2 separate regions of the Homo sapiens genome follow, and region 1 is linked to region 2. Evidence: chromatin loops called from intact Hi-C (ENCODE). Cell type or tissue: endothelial cell of umbilical vein. All regions are shown on one strand. Links, peaks and the distances in the headings refer to the core of each region. The heading gives the core; the rest is flanking DNA. Region 1 holds the start of LOC107985960 (a long non-coding RNA gene). Region 2 overlaps LOC107985960 (a long non-coding RNA gene).

What was found. Peaks named below come from ENCODE experiments on the same cell type or tissue, not always from the same donor. Only the 100,000 strongest peaks of a DNase experiment are listed, where the experiment ranks them.
Region 1: it touches region 2 in a loop (9-fold over the local background); 3 of 110 quality-filtered maps call a loop at or near these places.

What each region holds. Positions count from the first base shown.
Region 1 is chr2:172,248,406-172,258,074 of GRCh38, reverse strand. It overlaps LOC107985960 (a long non-coding RNA gene), which reads right to left and starts at 7,649. Exons shown (of 6, transcript XR_001739773.3): 1 at 5,442-7,649. RefSeq lists an enhancer at 3,985-5,184. In endothelial cell of umbilical vein, for the core only: no CTCF peak of the experiment used is centred there; DNase peaks (open chromatin) are centred at 4,724, 6,614 and 7,924; H3K27ac peaks cover 5,178 bases.
Region 2 is chr2:172,302,085-172,311,753 of GRCh38, reverse strand. The region is part of intron 3 of LOC107985960 (a long non-coding RNA gene); the gene reads right to left. Among named protein-coding and RNA genes, the nearest start is that of ITGA6, 120 kb to the left of the region's middle. In endothelial cell of umbilical vein, for the core only: no CTCF peak of the experiment used is centred there; DNase peaks (open chromatin) are centred at 3,293 and 3,813; H3K27ac peaks cover 1,574 bases.

The sequences.
Region 1 (9,669 bases), core at 808-8,807, 54 kb after region 2:
AATCATCAATGTTATATTGTAAGAGATGACAGGAAAATGACTTGCTTTTAGGAGATATATGCTGAAGGGGTAAAGTTTTAGCATGTCTACAACTAACTCTTGTGTATAATTGTGGAAGGTGGGGGAGAGAGTTAAAGCAAATGTAGACTTCTTTAGTTTTTGTTTGTTTGTTTGTTTGTTTTTCTAAGATGCAGTCTCGCTCTGTTGCCCAGGCTGGAGTGCAGTGGCGTGATCTCGGCTCACTGCAACCTCCACCTCCTGGGTTCAAGTGATTCTCTTGCCTCAGCCTCCAGAGTAGCTGGGATTGCAGGCACATACCACCATGCCTGGCTAGTTTTTGTATTTTTAGTAGTGACAGGGTTTCACCATGTTGGCCAGGCTGGTCTCGAACTCCTGACCTCAAGTGATCCACCCACCTTGGCCTCTCAAAGTGCTGGGACCACAGGCGTAAGCCACCATGCCCAGCTTATATGGACTTTTTTGAATTTCTACCTCATAACTGTCCTTAAAAAGAAAAAAGACACTTTGGGAGGCCGAGGCGGGCGGATCACGAGGTCAGGAGATCAAGACCATCCTGGCTAACATGGTGAAACCCCATCTCCACTAAAAATACAAAAAGAAATTAGCTGGGCATGGTGGCAGGTGCCTGTAGTCCCTGCTACTCGGGAGGCTGAGGCAGGAGAATGGCGTGAACCCGGGAGGCAGAGCTTGCAGTGAGCCAAGATCGCGCCACTGCACTCCAGCCTGGGCGACAGAGCGAGACTCCAGTCTCAAAAAAAAAGAGAGAAAAGAAAAATTCTGAATTTTTATTATACTAGCTACAGCAACAACAAACAGAAGCAGTGAAGTTCAAATTCTGAGCCACCAAGCAGAATTTTCAGTATAGTTTCCCTTACCCTTAATTTAATTACAAAACCAACATTCCCAGCAGACAGGGATTTGCTCTTCCCAGGGGCCTCCCCACAGCCAGCCCTGTTGGTCTGCCAAGAGAAGCTGCCAGCTGCCTCCACCCTCTTTGAGCCAATCTGTGCCCCGGGAAAAGCAAGTCACTTGGAGAAGCAGCTTTTCCAGTACAGTTGTATTTTATAAGGTCTACCAGATTTCCATTCCTCCCACCCCATTTATCCTTCACTTTTTTACACACACTTTTTACTATACATAACTGATGATTCAGGGGGTTAATCTGACGTGTGGCAAATCCAGACCCTTGCAGTAATTTATCTCATTGACATAATTATCTGGCTTATGGAACAACCAGTTAGAAATTTTTGTTCCCAAATAGGCAGATCTGGCTTTCTTAACCTCTTTAAGCCTCAGTTTCTCCGTCTCTAGTATGGGGTGGTAATAGTGATACTCACTCCATAGGGCTATTTGCAGAGTTAATAAGATTGTGCATGCACAGTGGCCAGAACATAGAAAGGTACTATTTAAGCACTATTTTAGGACTGACGTAAATGAGAGTGCAATTACCATTTAAAAAAAAATTTTGTTTTGAAGGAATCTGACTCTAATGTATGAAAATCAAAGATCACTTTAAGAACTCACCTTAATCATAGAAAAAGGATTCAGTGAAGACTTTTTTCTGAAAGATTCACTATGAACAAAATCATTGAAAAGTGATACTTTTAAAGGGCAAACTTATTACACAATGACACTTCCAAGATTTATTATTCCTAGTATTTAACTACTTATCTCTTCAATTTTCACACAAAGCTAATCACTAATATTATCGTATTCTAGAAGTAATTATTTTAAAAGCTTTTGCTGTAATAGCTGAAGCCTCTCTGGCTATTCCTGGTACCAAAGAAGGTAAAAGTGTTTATTTTTTTAGGACTGACATGAAAGAGATTGATTTCTGATGCCAAGAAATCACTTAGCATTCATGTGACTTCAACTTCACAGCATCTTGGAATATGTTTATCCTTAATCAAAATTCTTCCTAGAGGCAAAATGCCAACACTTTCACCTCTTTTGTACCTTCCCTCAGAAAACCCGGAGAGAGGTTGGAAACAAGGTCACGACCTAATGCTCCTCAGCCGTGCAGGCCAATGCTTTGTGGCGTCATCAGCTGCCCACCGTGAGCTGGTCACCACTTTGAGTCCAGTTCCCCCTGGCACCTCTTGCCTAGTGGATAATATCATACCTCACTTTCCAGCAGAGAAACCGAGCTGCAGAAGTTGAATGAAGGTCTCTAGGGATGCTCTTGGGTCCATCATTCATTATGTGAAATATGAAAGGTCAGTAACCTATCTACCTACTTTCAAAACAACCTCTTTACCAAATTTCGACTTGATGGTATTTTTTGCAATCAGATCTAAGTCCAGCACAAATGAAAATACAGAAATTTTTATTTTTAAATTGTTATCTAATAGACATTTATTTAGGGGAAGAAAATTTCTATAAGAGTTATTGTGAGCTTAACCATGGAACAGTGGTAGTCACTATTTTAAGCACTTTACAAATATTAACTAATACAATCTTTATAATGATCTTATATTATTATCCCCATTTACAGATGAGGAGATTAAGGCATGTGAAGGGTTAAGTAACTTGCCAGAGATCATGGAAAGAGCCCTAAAACATATTGTTAAGCAAATTGCAGAATAACATATATGACCCCATTTCTTAAAAAAAATTTAATATGGGTGTGTGTGTGTATTGTAAATATATAGAGCTTGAACAGATACAATTCAATCACCATCAGTGATTGCTTCTGGAGAGGGGAGTGGTGGGGTGGAGGAGGTTAAGAGGGCTTTCAAATTTTGCTCTTTTTATTTATCATTTGATTTTTTTTTTTTTTTTTTTTTGGAGACAGGGTCTCACTCTGTTGCCCAGGCTGCAGTACAGCAGTGCAATCGTGGCTCACTGCAATATCCACCTCCCAGGCAGCTCAAGCAATCTTTCCACCTCAGCCTCCTGAGTAGCTGGGACTACAGGTGTGCACCATCACACCCAGCTAATTTTTTGTAGAAACAGGGTTTGGCCATATTGCCCAGGCTGGTCTTGAACTCCTGAGCTCAGGAGATCTGCCTGCCTCAGCCTCCCAAAGTGCTGGGACTACAGGCATGAGCCACTGTTCCCAGCCGGAATATTTCATACTGAGAATATTTCAGGCATTACATGCATAATTTTTACTTTAGAAAACTCAAATAAAGGACCAGTTCTAACAAAACAGCCACAGAAATGAGCTTCCTCTTCCTTTGAAGGCACACAGAACTCTGTGATTTGGTGTTTCAGTAACCTCCATCAAAATGTTCATTCAAACAAGCATTGCTTGCACACCTACCAGGCTAGGGACTGTTGTATATGCCACCTCACTGAATCTTCATAATTCCCCACAAGGGATGGATTCAAAATTTTTTATTTCAAATTTTAGAAGAGTATTTTGGGGTATGTGGGTTATAAAAATGGAATAATTTACGTAGCACTTTCTGTAGCACTTTTCTCTTATACATCTATTAACATTTCTTTCTTCCTCTTAAGAATATGGTGAGGTAGGAAGCTCAAGAGATTATTACTCCCAGTTTATACATGTGGGAACTAAAGCTAAAAAGAATAAATAACTCACCCAAAATCACAAGCAAATTAGGAATGCAAACTAGAAATGAGAACCAAGTCTCCTGATCCCCTAATGTTCTTGCCAGCAGAGCTCGGCTCAACCAGCCCAATCATTCCTGTCATCTTCATGCCAACAGCTGATCACAAAGTGACTGACTGTTAGGCCCCTGTAGTGGTCATCTCGTCCAGTGACCCTCATTCCTGGCTACACACTGGAATCCCCTAGAGAGCTTTTAAAATTTATCAATGCCTGGGTCTCATCCCAGAATAATTAAATCAGAATCCATATGGGTAGGATTCAGACACCTGTATTTGCTAAAAGCTCTCCAGTGATTCTAATTTATAGGCAAAGTTGAGAACCAGCATATCAGCTTTCAGGATAGCAAATAGGTGTCATTTCAGATGCTAACTCCAATTAACAGAATAGAAAGAGAAGGCCATCTAAGAAGGACCAGGAGCTGCCATGTGGGCTCAGAGGGCAGTGAACATTGTTGCCTCAGGAACTGGAGGGACGGGTGGCACAGGAGCTGTGTGCCAGCCAATCCTGATCTAATCCAACTCCCTCACTTTAAAGACAAGGAACCCAAGGCCAGAGAGTTTATGTGATTTACCATGGTAACAAAACAAGCTAGTGGCAGATCAAAGTCTAAACCAGGTCTCCTAAGGTCTAGATCAGTCCTCCATTTGTTTATATAACTGAGTGGCTCCCAACCCGATTCACGACCCCCGGGAAGACGTAAGATCACCCTGTGATTGACCTGCTCTTGCCACCACGCACCGGCAGATTCAGAGGCCTACACCCAGCGCCACTCACATCGCCAAAACAGGCGCCACTCACAGCAGCCCAGCGGCCACTGGGCGTTTCCAATACCAACTGCTCTCCCCTCCTGCCACCATTTGGGTTGTCCTTAAAAGTCAGAGAAACAGCTATTGCTGGGCCTGGAGTTGGGAGCTGTGGCCACAGCTTCCATTTATTACTAAACCATGGGAGAGGCTCCCAGGAATGTGCCTGGCAATGGGCGCCAGGCTGCCTCCCGCCATGCCCCAGGCACATCACTCTGGCATCTAAATCGCTGCCTGTCCTAGAAGCCTGTAGGGGTGACTCACGTGTGTCTGTGTGTATGTGTGTGTGTGTGTGTGTGTGACTCAAGGGTCTGTCATAAAGGCCCCATGAGTCACCCACTTCCTGACCAACACATTATGAAGACAGCTTCAGAATGCACAAAAGCACAGGAAAAGAGCCTGTTGGCCAGGAATGGGTTTTGTGTTTTCAGGAAACTGGTTACTTTTAATATAAATACACATACACAGAGAGCACCCAAGATAAAAGTCAACAAGCTTAGTGTCTCCTCATTGAGACAATGCTCTGTTCATAATGGTTTCTGAAAAATTTTTATTATGGCAAAATATACACAACATACAATTTACTATTTTAACCGTTTTTAAGTGTATAGTTCAGCAACATTAAGTCCATTCACACTGCTGTGCAAACATCGCCACTATCCCTCTTCAGAAATTTTTCATCTTCCCAAACTCAAAGTTCATATTCATTAAACAATAGCTCTCCATTCCCCTCTCCCCCAGCCCCTGGTAACCACTATTCTCTGTTTCTTTGCATTTGACTGCTGTATCTATCTGTAATGTTTTATTTCATTAATCTTTTAGGGTTTTAAAAATTGCATTGTTACCTCTTTTTCTAAGGACAAACACGGATAATCCTTTGGCTTCTTGTACCTTTCTTTTAGAATTCCCTAAATGTAAATAGAAAGGACTCTCTGGAGTTTTTATTCTCACGGGGTGGCTATAGATGGAGAAGCAGAGATGACCAGGGGCTGTTTCAATTGAGCAAAGAAGTTTGCCTTGGAGCACCAAACCCAACACACCTTGGTTGCTCACACAAAGAGGTCCCGTTTGCCACAATCCAGTGCTCTCCCCGGGTGGGTAGTGGTGGCTGTGAAAGGCAGCCCGCTTATGAGCCAAACTGTGCATCTGGGGTTCCCGCCCTCAGCAGCTTTCCTGGGAAACCAATGAAAGAGGAGAGAGGAGAACGCTGGGCTCTGGGAACTGGCGTAGTTGGCCGGCATTTCTGCGGTTGTTCATACCGTGCCTCCAAGTGCATGCGCAGACCAGCTCCAGCTCTGGGCGCCTCTGCAGGAAGCGGGAGGCTGGCGGCCCATGAGGACTGCAGCTGCTTGCACTCACTGTCCCCACGGGTGACCTCACAAAGCACACTTCCTTTGCCTGCCCACTGCTCTCAGAGGCAGTGTGGACAACCCCTCAGTGTATAGGCTTGAGAGAATCAGAAAGAGGTCCACTGCTGAGCAGCACTGTTGGGAACTTAGCCTAAGCAAAGTGCTTAGCCTGGGGTCCATGGACGCCCCACCCAATGGCAACCATGACCACAGAAAGCCAACAGTCTCGGGATTAGTGAATATTCTGAGCTCAGACTATGAATCCACTGACCTAGGTGTTTAATGAATATGAAGATATAAATGGAGTGAGCCCTTCCTTCAGAGCGCTCACAGCCTGGTTAGGAAGCTAGGACTCAGAGCCTAGGTCTCCAGCTAGGTGAAACTGTGCCGGATACCGTGTTCATACACTGTGTTCATACGTGGTGAAGAAGGTGCTAGCAGAGTTGGCTAGCTTCAGGAGGAAGCTGAGTCCTGAGACTCTCAGGGGCAGATTCCTTTATAAAGGTGCGACCTTTTTGGAGTACAGTTGTACATCTGAGAGGTTTTTAAAATTTTTGATTTTTGATCTCTTTGAAACAGGCCTCAACCATATGTTCCCAAGCCCCTGGGTTGCTGACTGGCAAGAGGAGAGAAGCCACTCCACCAAGCTGAAACAGTACCTGTCCCTCACGGTGGGGAGCTGAGGCAGCCCAGCAACCAGTCAATTTTTGCAGGACCAGAAGCACCATTAGAGGCCTTGCTTGCTGATTCATTTCCATACCTCGTTGATCTCCACCCACAGAACAATATGTAGAAGCATTTTCAAACAGTTCGCACCAAATGCCCTCACTAACATTCCAAAGCAGCTACAGAGGAAATTAATGGTTTCCTTCAGAGGCTTTTATTTATACAAATGCAAAAACTCCTATTTATACCTTCCCAGATTTGTAGACCTCTTGCTGTTGTTTTTTCCTCCTGTTGCTTGGAGTAAAGAAGTGGGAATGATGCAAAAATGAAACCACTTTAGTAATACAGGAGAGTGACCGTTTGGTGTCAAATTGTGGACTATGGTGAGTACATGCATGGAGTCAGGAGACACAGAACAGCCAGTGACCCTGTAGTGCAAACATGATCAAGTCCCACACACCTTTCCCATCTATAAACCTTTGAATGCCTTCCCATTGCTCTAGGAAAAAGACGAAATTCTTAATGGGGCTTGCCTTTCTCTCTCTGGTGCTTGCCTGTCTCTCTCTGGTGCTTGCCTGTCTGTCTCTGGTGCTTCTCTAGCCTCATTTTGCAGCCACTTTGCCCCCTCTACAGTCACGCCCCCTTTGTCTTTCAGTTCCGTGATTGTATCATGTTCCCTCCAGTCTCAGCACCTTTACGCGCATGCATTCCTCCTGCCTAGAATATCGTTCCTGCTCAGCCCTTCATCTAGTTTAACCCCTAATACTCTTCAACCCCCAACACGAATATTATTTGCTCAAAGCAACAGTCCGGGTCTTTCTGTCTCCCTGCCATTCTCTTCTAGCCTCATTACTCCCCTGTTTATTCATGTGCTGAATGAGGCTAACACCTCTCCTGTCACTCTCTAGATTTTCTGCAAATATTAAATGAGGTATATGGGATGGCAGATGCAGAATGTATGTCTATTCCAACTTTCTAGTGTACCTTCCTGTACCGAAGAGACTAGTAAGCTAAAACCTAGTTTCCATACTCCCTTGCAACTACGTCTCCTAGGTGGTTTGGGTTCTACCAATCAAATATCCTTGAACAGGGCTGAAATGTAGATAGCTGAGAAGGGAGAGGGGCAGGGATGAAGTATGCATTCTGCTAGTATAGATCAGAGCTACAGTCACATGGCTATGGAGCCAACAGCACTGATCTCCAACTCAAAACAAAGGTAATGCATTCTTGGACCCAACATTTCTGGCAGTGGCTTCCTGATTGTGGCATAGGCAGATGCTGTAATGGCAGGCCAGTTCTGGAACACAGCTGTGGGAATCATCCTGGAGGTCCATGCTGAAGCCTCCTCCAGCCCTTCCAGCCATGTTGTAAGTACCTAATTCCTTATATCAGTCCTTTTCTGCTTAAACTACTTAAGTGATCTCCATTATCTGCACTTAACACTGCCCAGTAAATATGAGAAAGTGCTTCCAGAACCACAAACTGCTATGGAAATGTGACTTATGGTTACTCATCAGGGGCCCAGAGCTTCCAGCCAAGGAGGGGCCATGAAAAGAATCATCAGTCATGGAGTTTCAGGAAGAGCAGGCAAGTGGCCACACTCTAAGAACAGTCTCCCCAGAGTCAACAGCTTTTTGTTGTTGTTGTTGTTGTTGTTGTTGAGACAGAGTCTCACTCTGTCACCAGGCTGCAGTGCAGTGGCATGATCTCAGCTCACTGCAGCCTCCACCTCCCAGGTTCAAGCAATTCTCCTGCCTCAGCCTCCTGAGTATTTGGGACTACAGGTGTGTGCCACCACATGTGGCTAATTTTTTTGTATTTTTAGTAGAGACGGGGTTTCACCATGTTGGCCAGGATGGTCTTGATCTCCTGACCTCATGATCCGCCCACCTCAGCCTCCCAAACTGCTGAGATTACAGGCACGAGCCACTGCGCCCGGCCAACAGACATTTTTAAAAGAAAAGCTTTTGATAAATTAAATTTAACAGTTTTTGGAAGCAAAGAATGATTCATGAATTGGGCAGCACTTAACTAGAAGAGATTCAGAGAAATTCACTCTGCAGTGTGGGCAGTATTTATAAACAGAACAGGAAGTAAAGGACAGAAAGAGCTTTATTGGTTACATCTCAGCATTTGTCTTGTTTGGACATGGTCTGATCAATCAGCTTCCTGTGATTGGCTAAAGCATGGCTGCTTGTGATTGGCTGAGACTCCACTGTTATGCTCCTATTAGACTTCCAATTTGTTTACTTACTAAACTAGGTTGCAGTTTGTTAATTAAAGACTCAAAGTACAGACTCAGCCTCAAGCCAATAGCCTCCTGCTTATTTCATTTAATACCATTTTAATCCAGAATCTGCACTTGAAAACATGTGTCTCAGTATCATTTTAGAATGCAGCTCGCCTTCTATATCCTTGGTTTTCCCTACTTGGAAAACACACACAGCCTGGAGTTTGCCATCTGTGGCATTTGAGGAGGGTTTTCTAGAGTTAAGCATCCCCTAATACATATCCAGGAAGGGCTGAGACATTCCTTTATCAGGTAGGAATCTCATGAGTCATTCCAAATGGCCTGTAGGTACCTTTCTCACTTTGACAAGTATATCCTGTATCCTGGATAGTTGCTCATTCTGCAGTCATTCTCAACTCCAGGATGGAGTGAGAGAAAGGATGCAGGCTTTTGTTGTTGCTCACTCCCCTGACATTTTTCACTGCTCAGGGCAGACCATCTCAGCACCCACTAAAGCTAGAGCCGGCTGAGGCTATTGGGGTGAGTCCCAACAGGATGACAGCATGGAGGTCTTGCTTCTTCAGCACATTTTTTTCTCCAGCTGTCTACAAACTCTGGCTCAGCTAGCTACAAAGAGCTCAGCTGGAATGCCCCGGGTGTGGCATCCATGAGCTTGAATGGAAAACCTGAAGCTCCGAGGAAGTGGGGGTGAGACCCAACAAACATCACCTAAAGCAGCCTTGGGGCCTCTGATTATTTCCTGGCTCATTTTACCATCCCTTAAAGGCCTGTGGTGATCATCTGCCAGGAGGAAAGAGTGTCAGCTAAAGATGCTGGAGGGGAGGTGGAGGATTAGTAAGAGATTAAACCCACAGAGGCTGGAGACTCGGCTCAAGAGAAGTGGCTAGGGAGAGAAAGAATAAATCACCACCAGATAAAACTGGGTTTCTTTTTGGCCTGTGTGAAAATGAACTTGCATCCCTTCTGGGTGGGAAATGTACCTCTGATGTACCCGGAAGCTCA
Region 2 (9,669 bases), core at 761-8,760:
CTCGTCTTGTGTGAGGGGTGTGGGGTGGGCAAAAAGCTGCTGACATGAAAGGCCACAGAGGCACAGACATGGCTGTTATCTCTATTTTACAGATGGTAAAGCTAAGGCTCAGAGATCATATAGCTGAGAATGGACAGAACCAGAAGTCCAGCCCATGTTTGTCTGATTTGAAATCCCAGATCTTAACCATGACCCTCTGTCCATGGTGGACCGTTTGGATACATGGGGCCAGTGCCACAAACCAGGTTCATCGTGTGGACAGGAAGGGCCCTGCCAAACTCAAGGATTGGCTCAAGAAATAAATGGGCTGCACCTCAGAAAGGGGGCCAGGGAAAGTGGGTTTTGGTGGCAGCAGATGACCCCATTCTTTGCCAATATTATCATTGCTGTTTTGCTCTTGAGTTTCAGAAATTCAAGAAATAGTAGACAATGTCTACCACTTGCTGGTGCAATCTTGAGCAATTTACCTACTCTCTGCATGCCTCATTTTTCCTCATCTGTAAAATGGAAATATTAAGAGCCCCTATCTCATAGGGTGGTTGTGAGGATCAAGTGAGTTAATATGTGCAAACACCCAGAACAGTGCCTGGCACTTGGTAAGCACTGTATATTGCTGATGAGATCACCACCATCCCCATCTTCATCCACATTACCATCACCTTGGTCTAACACCTCCCTCATATCTCTCCAGGCATTATCAAGCCCTCTTGCTTATTGCTCCCAGAGCTGTTAATGACACCTTTAATAGAGTCCTCATCACTTTGTATCGATGCACTGAATATGAGAAGGATCATAATTTTCCATCTCTGTATCTCCAGTGCCTTCTACAGTGCCTAGCATATAGTCGGTATGCAATAAATGTGTCGAGTACATGCAACATGGTACTTAATTCTAAAAATATGGCTTTCAGACAAGTCACAAAGCCTATTTTTTTTTTCTTTTTGAGACAGGGTCTCACTCTGTCGCACAGGCTAGAGTACAGTGGCACGATCATAGCTCACTGCAGCCTCAAAGTCCTGGGCTCAATCTATCATCTCGCCTCAGCTCCCTGAGCAGCTGGGACTATAGGAGCATACCACCACACCCACGTTTTTCTTTTTCTTTTTTTAAATAGAGATGAGTTCTCCCTATGGTGCCCAGACTGGTCTTGAACTCCTGGGCTCAAGCTTCGGCCTCCCAAAATTGTGAGCCACCACATTTTGCCAAGGTCATCTGATTTTTATAAGATTTAAAAATATGTCTCCCCAGACATACAGATAAGAAGTACACACGATAATATGTGACAATAAAATTGAAAGGGTTTGAAATTGTCAAGTAGGCCAGGCGTGGTGGTTCATACCTGTAATCCCAGCACTTGGGAGGCCAAAGCAGGAGATCACTTGAGCCCAGGAGTTTGAAATTAGCATGGGAAACATGCTAATTTTTGTATGTTTAGAAACCCTGTTTCTACAAAAAAAAAATTTAAAATTAGCAGGGCATGGTGGTGTGTACCTATAGCCTCAGATACTTGGGAGGCTGAGGTGGGAGGATCTGTTTGAGCCCAGGAGTTCAAGGCTGCAGTGAGCCAGGATCAGGCTACGGCACTCTAGCTTGGGCCACAGAGCAAGACTCTATCTCAAAAATAAATAAACAAATAAATAAGTAAAAATAAATAATAAATTGTGAAGTGTTGAAGACGTAAGAAATTTCCATTGTGATAATCATTGTATCAAATAATACTAACAAACCCCATCTGAGGTCCTGATGACCTAGAGATCCTCTCCCTCTTCAGCATTTAAAGACTCAGAAGTAGATATGGTTCCTGAGAAATAGCCCCATGAATGTTGCCCTAAATAAAACACTTTTCCAGGCTGGAGGCAGTGGCTCATGCCTATAATCCCAGCACTTTGGGAGGCCAAGGCAGGTGGATCGCTTGAGTTCAGGAGTTTGAGACCAGCCTGGGAAACGTGGCAAAACCCTGTCTCTACAAAAAATACAAAAATTAGCCAGGCATGGTAGGAGGATACTTGAGCCCGAAAAGTTGAGGCTGCCATGAACTATGACTGCGCCACTGCACTCCAGTTTAGGCAACAGAGTGACACACTGTCTCAAAAGAAAAAGGAAAACAGCCAGGCACGCAGTGGCTCACGCCTGTAATCCCAGCACTTTGGAAGGCTGAGGCAGGCGGATCACGAGGTCAGGAGATCGAGACCATCCTGGCTAACATGGTGAAACCCCCTCTCTACTAAAAATACAAAAAATTAGCTGGGCGCCGTGGTGGGCGCCTGTGGTCCCAGCTACTCGGGAGGCTGAGGCAGGAGAATGGCGTGAACCTGGGAGGTGGAGCTTGCAGTGAGCCAAGATCACGCCACTGCACTCCAGCCTGGTGACAGAGTGAGACTCTGTCTCAAAAAAAAAAAGGAAAGAAAAAGGAAAGCAACTTTTCTAAGGAATCACCATCATTTGGAATGTTTTAAAATGAGCTTTTCAAAGACAGACTCCACAAATCGATTCATGAACTATTAATTGAGCACCTATGTGTGCCAGGCACAGGATCTACAAATATGAGTTAACATCAGGTGCCTACTTCTAAGGACTCTGCTCTCTAGTAAGGGAAACAGACACCTGATCCAATCATTCTTATACAATATGGAGGGTGATAAATAAAGACATACCCACTGTGTTCAGACTGCAGAGGAGGGACCCAATTCGGAGGTCTGTGGATTTTGAAATGGAAGTAGAGATTGGCCTAGGACAAAGGGTGCATGTTGAAGTTCTTTTCTGGGCAGCTATGGTTCAGAGACACCCAGGATTCCTAAGCACACTGCTGCACATTCTAAGAAGGCACAACTATTGCTATTGCAAGCCATGTTTAAGAGGCCAGCAAGAGGAAGCCTCCTCCTGGGCGTGCACTGGAGCTGCTGGCCTGGGGCGCGTACTCCATCCCAATACCCAGGACATAGGTATCTTTGCTCAAACAAAGCCCGTGCTGTTCCCGGCTGCCACAGGCTTCCCAGCAGCCCCAAAGCCCTCCCCACTGGGTCTATAAATAATAATTGAATGTCGTCCACCTCACCTTGAAAATGCTCACCACTACCCATGCCCTGAGGGAGGAGCATTATCCTGTTGTTTCTGATGATTTCCTTCCTTCAAGCCCAGGCCTGTGCACCCGCTGGTCATTATGGATGTGTGTCTGGTTTTCAAGAGGATGGCTACTCTTTGTATTTAGATCATTATTTTTAAATAAATGAGGTGCTGTGGCAAGTGAAACAATAGTGTCTGTTCTGAATGATAACCCTTCGTTCACCTTGTGTGGCTGGGTATTCCACACTAGGAAGAAATGTGAGGGGACCCATAAAGGGAGCCCTAAGGTTTTGAGCCAAGAGTCACTTCCCTTTTAAGGAAAGACTCTTTCAGTTCGCATGGCTGCTGGGATATGTTTTCCTCTCAGGGCTAGCTGCAGATCCCTATGCAGGTGGGACTTTTTGGAGGTAGCTCCTGTGATAAACTCTCTTCAGGGAATTAATGCATTGTCCCAAATCAGGCTCCTCTGTTTTCAGCTAATCCCCGCAAGTAACCTTCACCTTCTGCCTTGGAGGCCTGAGGGGCTTGAAAGGCCACTCACTCCCTCATCTCCCCCAGCACTTGGCACTGCAGGTCCCAGGAAGGAACTCCAGGAAGAGGCTGGGCTGGGGAAGAGGAGGAAGAGAAGGAAGGCTTGGCAGATCTCTCTGGCACTGGGCCAAACACACTAGATGCAGAGAGTAATAAGCCTCTTTTGTAAATGATGTAGAGCCCAGAAAGAAATTCTGCAGCCTCGAGGTGCTTGTTGAAGTGGAACAGGCAGAGGAAGGAAATACCAGGAGGCAGTAGCTGATAAAATGTAGCTCTGTGGAAGAGTCACCAGATTTGTCAAATGGAAAAAGTGAGAACTTCTAAAAAAAAAAATAGAATTGCAGCTGGGTGTGATGGCTCACGCCTGTAATCTCAGCACTTTGGGAGGATTGGTTGAGGCCAGGCATTCAAGACCAGCCTGGGCAACATAGTGAGATCCTGTCTGTAAAAAATTACAAATAAAAAATTAGCAGGATGTAGTGGTGCACACCTATAGTCCCAGCTACTCAGGAGGCCAAGACAGAAGGATCACTTGAGGCCAGGAGTCTGAGGCTGCAGTGAGCTCTGATCACATCACTGTACTCCAGCCTGTGTGACAGTGCAAGACTCTCTCTTAAAAAAAAAAAATTGTTCTACAATTTTGAACATTTGACCGCACAGGTATTAGTGATTGTTGTAAATAATGGAATTTTAAAATAATAACAACATATTGATTTCTCTCTCATTGTAACATATTTACCATAAAAGTTTCAAAATTATAGAAAAGTATAATGAAAAAATCAAAATCATCAACAATCCAGCCATCCAAGAGCCACCACAGTTAACATTTGGTATATCACCTCCTCGTTCGTTTGAATGAGATTTTTGTACAAAAGTCTTATACTATTGTTGATCATAGTCACATATCTTATCCATCTATCTCACAATATTGATTGATGGCCTACCTTGTGTTACAGATACAAAAATGAACAAAGTTCCTGTCCTCAGGGAGCTGCAATCCTCATGGGAAGATAGAGGATAAATGAATAAACATGAGTGTATGTCATATGCCAGGCAGCGATAAAGAGTATCGAGAAAAATAAGGCAGGGTAAAAGGGCTGGAGCATGGGGTACAGCGGGTCGGGTGAGGCGAGATTACTATCTTTATATGGAGTAGTTAGGGACCATCTTGCTGATAAAGTGAGATGCAAACAGAGACTGAAGAAAGTGAAGGAGCAGCCATGCAGTATCTCAGGGCACTGTTGCAGACAGAGGGGACGAGCAAGAGCAAAGTCCCAGGGCTGTAAAGACTGGACATGTTGGAGAAACATTCAGGAGTCCAGGGTGGCTGGAGTGGAGTGAATAAGGGGCAATGTGGTCGGAAATGGGGTCAGAGTTGGGGACTGGGGAGACTCAGATCATGGAAGGCCTGCAGGCCCCTGAGTATTCTGCTGTGTTCCACTTATTGTTATATTGTGAGCATTTCCCTACTTCAATACATTTTCTTCAACAGCATAAAATTTTAATGGCCGCATGAAATTCCACCATGTGGAATTGTAGCTAGTCATGTACCCGAGAGGAAGAGGAGACCAGAGTTGGTGGACAACTACCAATACTGGTTGTGCTGTGCCCCCTTAAGTAGAAAATGTCACGAGAGGACCAATCACTTAAAAAGCAATATGTCCAATGATACACTTACACAGTTCTGAAATGCTGTTTCTCCTCCTTCACGTCACTATTGCTCTTAAGGTCGTGATGCACCAGCCTATGCAACTGACCATTCCCTTTACTCTTGGGAGGTGCTAGAAGATTCGTAATGACCAAACCAAACTAATAAGAACAGTTACTGATCTTTGTATTTGAAGACAATGCTACTTTTGGTGCATTGCAGGCTGTGGCTTTTAGCCAATACTGAAACATGTGTTCAAGTAAATCCTTTCTATTCAACCAGACTAGACTATCTGCCTCTCTGCCTACTTGAGTACATGCATCTGAACTACATTAGATAAAATCAGCCTGTGGTAGGAATGGCAAGTTGTTCACGGATATCTATTCTCCCTTTCCGTGGAATAATCCATAACTTGGATCATTTACTTGATACTGGCCATCCAGAACAAAACTACACATCTCCCATCTTCCTTTGCAGTGAGGCGTAACCACACAACTAGGTTCTGGCTAACAGGGTGTGAGCAGAAGGGATATGTGCACCTCCAAGATGTGCTCTTACTACAAGGATCATGTCCTTCCCTTCCTCCTCTCCCCCTTCTTTTTGCCTAGAATGTGGATGTGATGGAGCAGTTTGTGGGTAAGGCGACACCCCCCAGGATGGTGAAGCCACAGAGTACAAGAAGCCTAGGTCTCTCACAACTCTAGCAAGCCAAGCCGCAGACTGCCTTGGACTTCAACGTGAAAGAGAAATAAACCTCTATGTTGTATAGGCCAAGTCTCTGTGACATCACCTGGGTGTGGATCTGAATTAACGCCAAGTTTCAGGAACTCAGCCAGGCGCAGTGGCTCCAGGTGTAATCCCAGCACTTTGGGAGGCCAAGGCAGGCAAATCACCTGAGGTCAGGAGTTCGAGACCAGCCTGGCCAACGTGGTGAAATCCCATCTCTACTAAAAATACAAAAATTAGCTGGGCATGGTGGTGAGCGCCTATAATCCCAGCTATTCAGGAGGCTGAGGCAGGAGAATCGCTTGAACCCATGAGGCAGAGGTTACAGTGAGCCAAGATCACACTATTGCACTCCAGCCTGGGCAACAAAGTGAGACTCCGTCTCAAACAAACAAACAAACAAACGAGTTTCAGGAATTCTTTCTGGCCTCCTGCCATGTCAGCAGAGGGCAGTCACATGGGCATCCTGTCTTGCCTGTCCTGTGCACAGCTGCTCCACAGCAGTCGCCACATGCAGCATTGAGGAATTCATTCCTTAGTCCCTCCCAACATCTGCTACTCATTCCCCAAATGTGTGTGAGCACCTGCTCTGTGCCTGGCAGGGGACACAGTCTTTGGGGACCTAACAATGAATAAGGTTTTTTCTGAAGAGTACCAGTCAAGTTATAAAGTTTATAAGCACAAGATGGTGGAGAAATTCAGAGAGCTATGAAATTCTGCTGGAAGGAACTGATGCTAAGCTTGAGATGTAGCCATGTCTCTAAAGGTCTGTGAATGGACACATATAATGCCAGCTCCACAAGAGGTGATGGTGGCTCTGGGAAAGGACTCCTAAGATGATAATGTCTTTTGCAACTTCCTGAATTGCTTTTCATATAAGTTTCTATAAAGTTCAAAAACCCTACCCAAATACAGTGATATAGACTTCGTACTAACATTTTAAAAGGTGATTAAAGCAAAAATGATTTTACTGACTCCCCCAAGTTTTTTACCTGCAATCCCTGTAACCTGAGGTGCCCACATGCCTGGTCGCCATTACTGCTCTTTCATAGAAACAGCTGGATGGTAGATGCAACTGGGTCCAGTCCAGCTTCACCTCCCACAGCCCCTCACCCAACCTCACTCCAATCAAACTCAACTCCTGCCTGTACCCTAAGCATGCCTTGGGCTTTCCAGCCTGTGTGCCTTTCTTTTTTTCTTTTTTCTTTTTTTTGAGATGGAGTCTTGTTTTGCCACCCAGGCTGGAGTGCAGTGGTGCGATCTTGGTTCACTGCAACCTCCACCTCCCGGGCTCAAGTGATTCTCCTGCCTCAGCCTCCCAAGTAGCTGGGACTACAGGCGGATGCCACCACACCCAGCTAATTTTTGTATTTTAGTAGAGACGGGGTTTCACCATGTTGGCCAGGCTGGTCTTGAACTCCTGACCGCAGGTGATCCGCCCGCCTCGGCCTCCCAAAGTACTGGGATTACACGCGTAATTACAGTGCCAGGAGTACTGTGCCCAACCCAGCCTGTGTGCTTTTGTTCAAACAGTTCCTTGCCCCTAGGAAACTCTTCCCCCAGACTGCCTGATGGGCTCTCAAATATCACAAGGACTTTCCTCATCCCCTGAGCAGAACGTGTCCTCACACACACATCCCAAACCCCACAGCTCCTTTTTCTCTCTCAAACTCCTAAGTGACTCTGCCTTACTTCTGACCAGATTGTAAAGTCCCTGGATCAGTGGCTGTGTCCCTGTGCCTTACTCACCTTGGGGTGCCTGCAGCACTTATCACAGAGCTTTGCATATGGGAGGTGCTTAATACTTACTAGATTTGATTAAGTTTAATTATCTCTCCATGGCATGGTCACACAATAAAAGGGCACAACAGGAGGAGCCAGGGCATGGAGATGACTTGCTTACCTTGTCAGTATGGCACTGGTTTTCTTCTATGTAAAATCAAATACTAATGATAATTCCTGCTTTGTAAGGCTTTGGGGAAGAATATTATAAATGCCAGCTCTCCATACAAACTATAATTCACTAACCAGCTGTGTGATCTTGATAAAGTGTCTTAACCTCTATGGGCCTCATTCATCTGGGAGAAAAAAAGAAAAATATTGGGTACTGGAACAGTTGTTAATCCATTTTTTAAAAGTATAATTTTTGACCATAATGAGAATCAACTCCAGGCAGATTAAAGACCCAAATGTAAGAAGCAAAACTTCAAATTCTTGGAAGAAAACAGAAAATATCTTTGTGACCTCAGTAGGCTAAGCTGCAATAACTGAAAGACCCCATAATTCATCAGCTGAAAAAACAAAGGCAGTTACGTCTCCCTCCCAGCTCAGCAAAGGCCTCCGGGCCAGCAGTTGCAGGTAGTGGCAGATCCAGGTGGCTGGCAGCTCTGAGCACCTCAGTGTGAGGTTTCCCAGGCTCTCTGGTTGCTGCCATTTCAGGCCACTGCAGGGAGAAAGAGTGGACATTTAGAAACAGATTTCCTTTGATACAAGTGAGGTAGACTTTGCACGCATTACTTCCAGATGTACTCCACAGGCACAGTCCGCTTCACTCTACTATAAAAGAAAGAAGGGGTGAATTTGACTGGACACCAGTAGTCTCTGCCATAGTAAGCAACCCCTAAAGGAAAAGACTGATATATTTAATTGCATTAACTTTAAAATTCTACTCAACAAAGACAACAAAAAAGTAAAAAGGACAAGCATCAAACAGGAAAAAATGTTGGTAACATATATAACTGACAAAAAGTAGTATCCAGGATCTATGAATAATTCTTTCAAAAGAATAAGAAAAAAATTTGTAATAGAAAAATTTGCAAAATATATAAACAAAAATTGCTCAGAAGAAGAAACCCAAATGGCCAAATGTGAGGGAAAAAAATGCTGAGCCTCATTAATAGGGAAAAGCAAATTAAAACCATAAATAGATACCATTTCATATCCATCAGCTTTGCATGAAATTTTTAGTTTAACATTACTAGAATCAAGAGCAATGGAATTCCATCACTACTGGTAGTTGTATAAATGAGTGCAACCATCTTGGAAAACAAACTGACACGACTGAGTAAAACTGAAGCTGTGCATATCATATGATCCATCCATTCCACATTTAGACCTATACCCTAGAAAAACTCTTGTACCAGGGTACAAGGAGAGCTTACAAGAAAGAACACTTATAGTAATTATTGTGTGTAATTGCAACAACAATTATATGCAACCTGAATGTCCATCAGCTGGAGAATGGATAAACAAATTATTTGTTCATACAATGAAATACTATACAGATGCTTCTCAACTTATGATGGGATTACATCTTGATAAACCCATTACTGGGTTGAAAATATAAGAGTGCATTTTCAACTTACGATATTCTCAATTTGTGATGGGTTTGACTAGATGTAACTTCATCGTAAGTCGAGGAGCATAATGAATGTATATTTTGCCTTCATACCATCCTGAATTAAAATATCCTAAGTCAAACCACTGTAAGTTGGGGACCACTTGTATAGTCATTAAAATAAATGAATTAGCTTGTAGTCCCAGCTACTTGGGAGGCTGACGAAGGAGGATTGCTTGAGCTTAGGAGTTTGAGGCTTCAGTGAGCTATGATTGCACTGCTGCACTCCAGCCTGGGCTACAGAGTGAGACCTTGTCTTTGAAACATAAAAATATAAATAAAAAACACATTAGAGCTATACAGA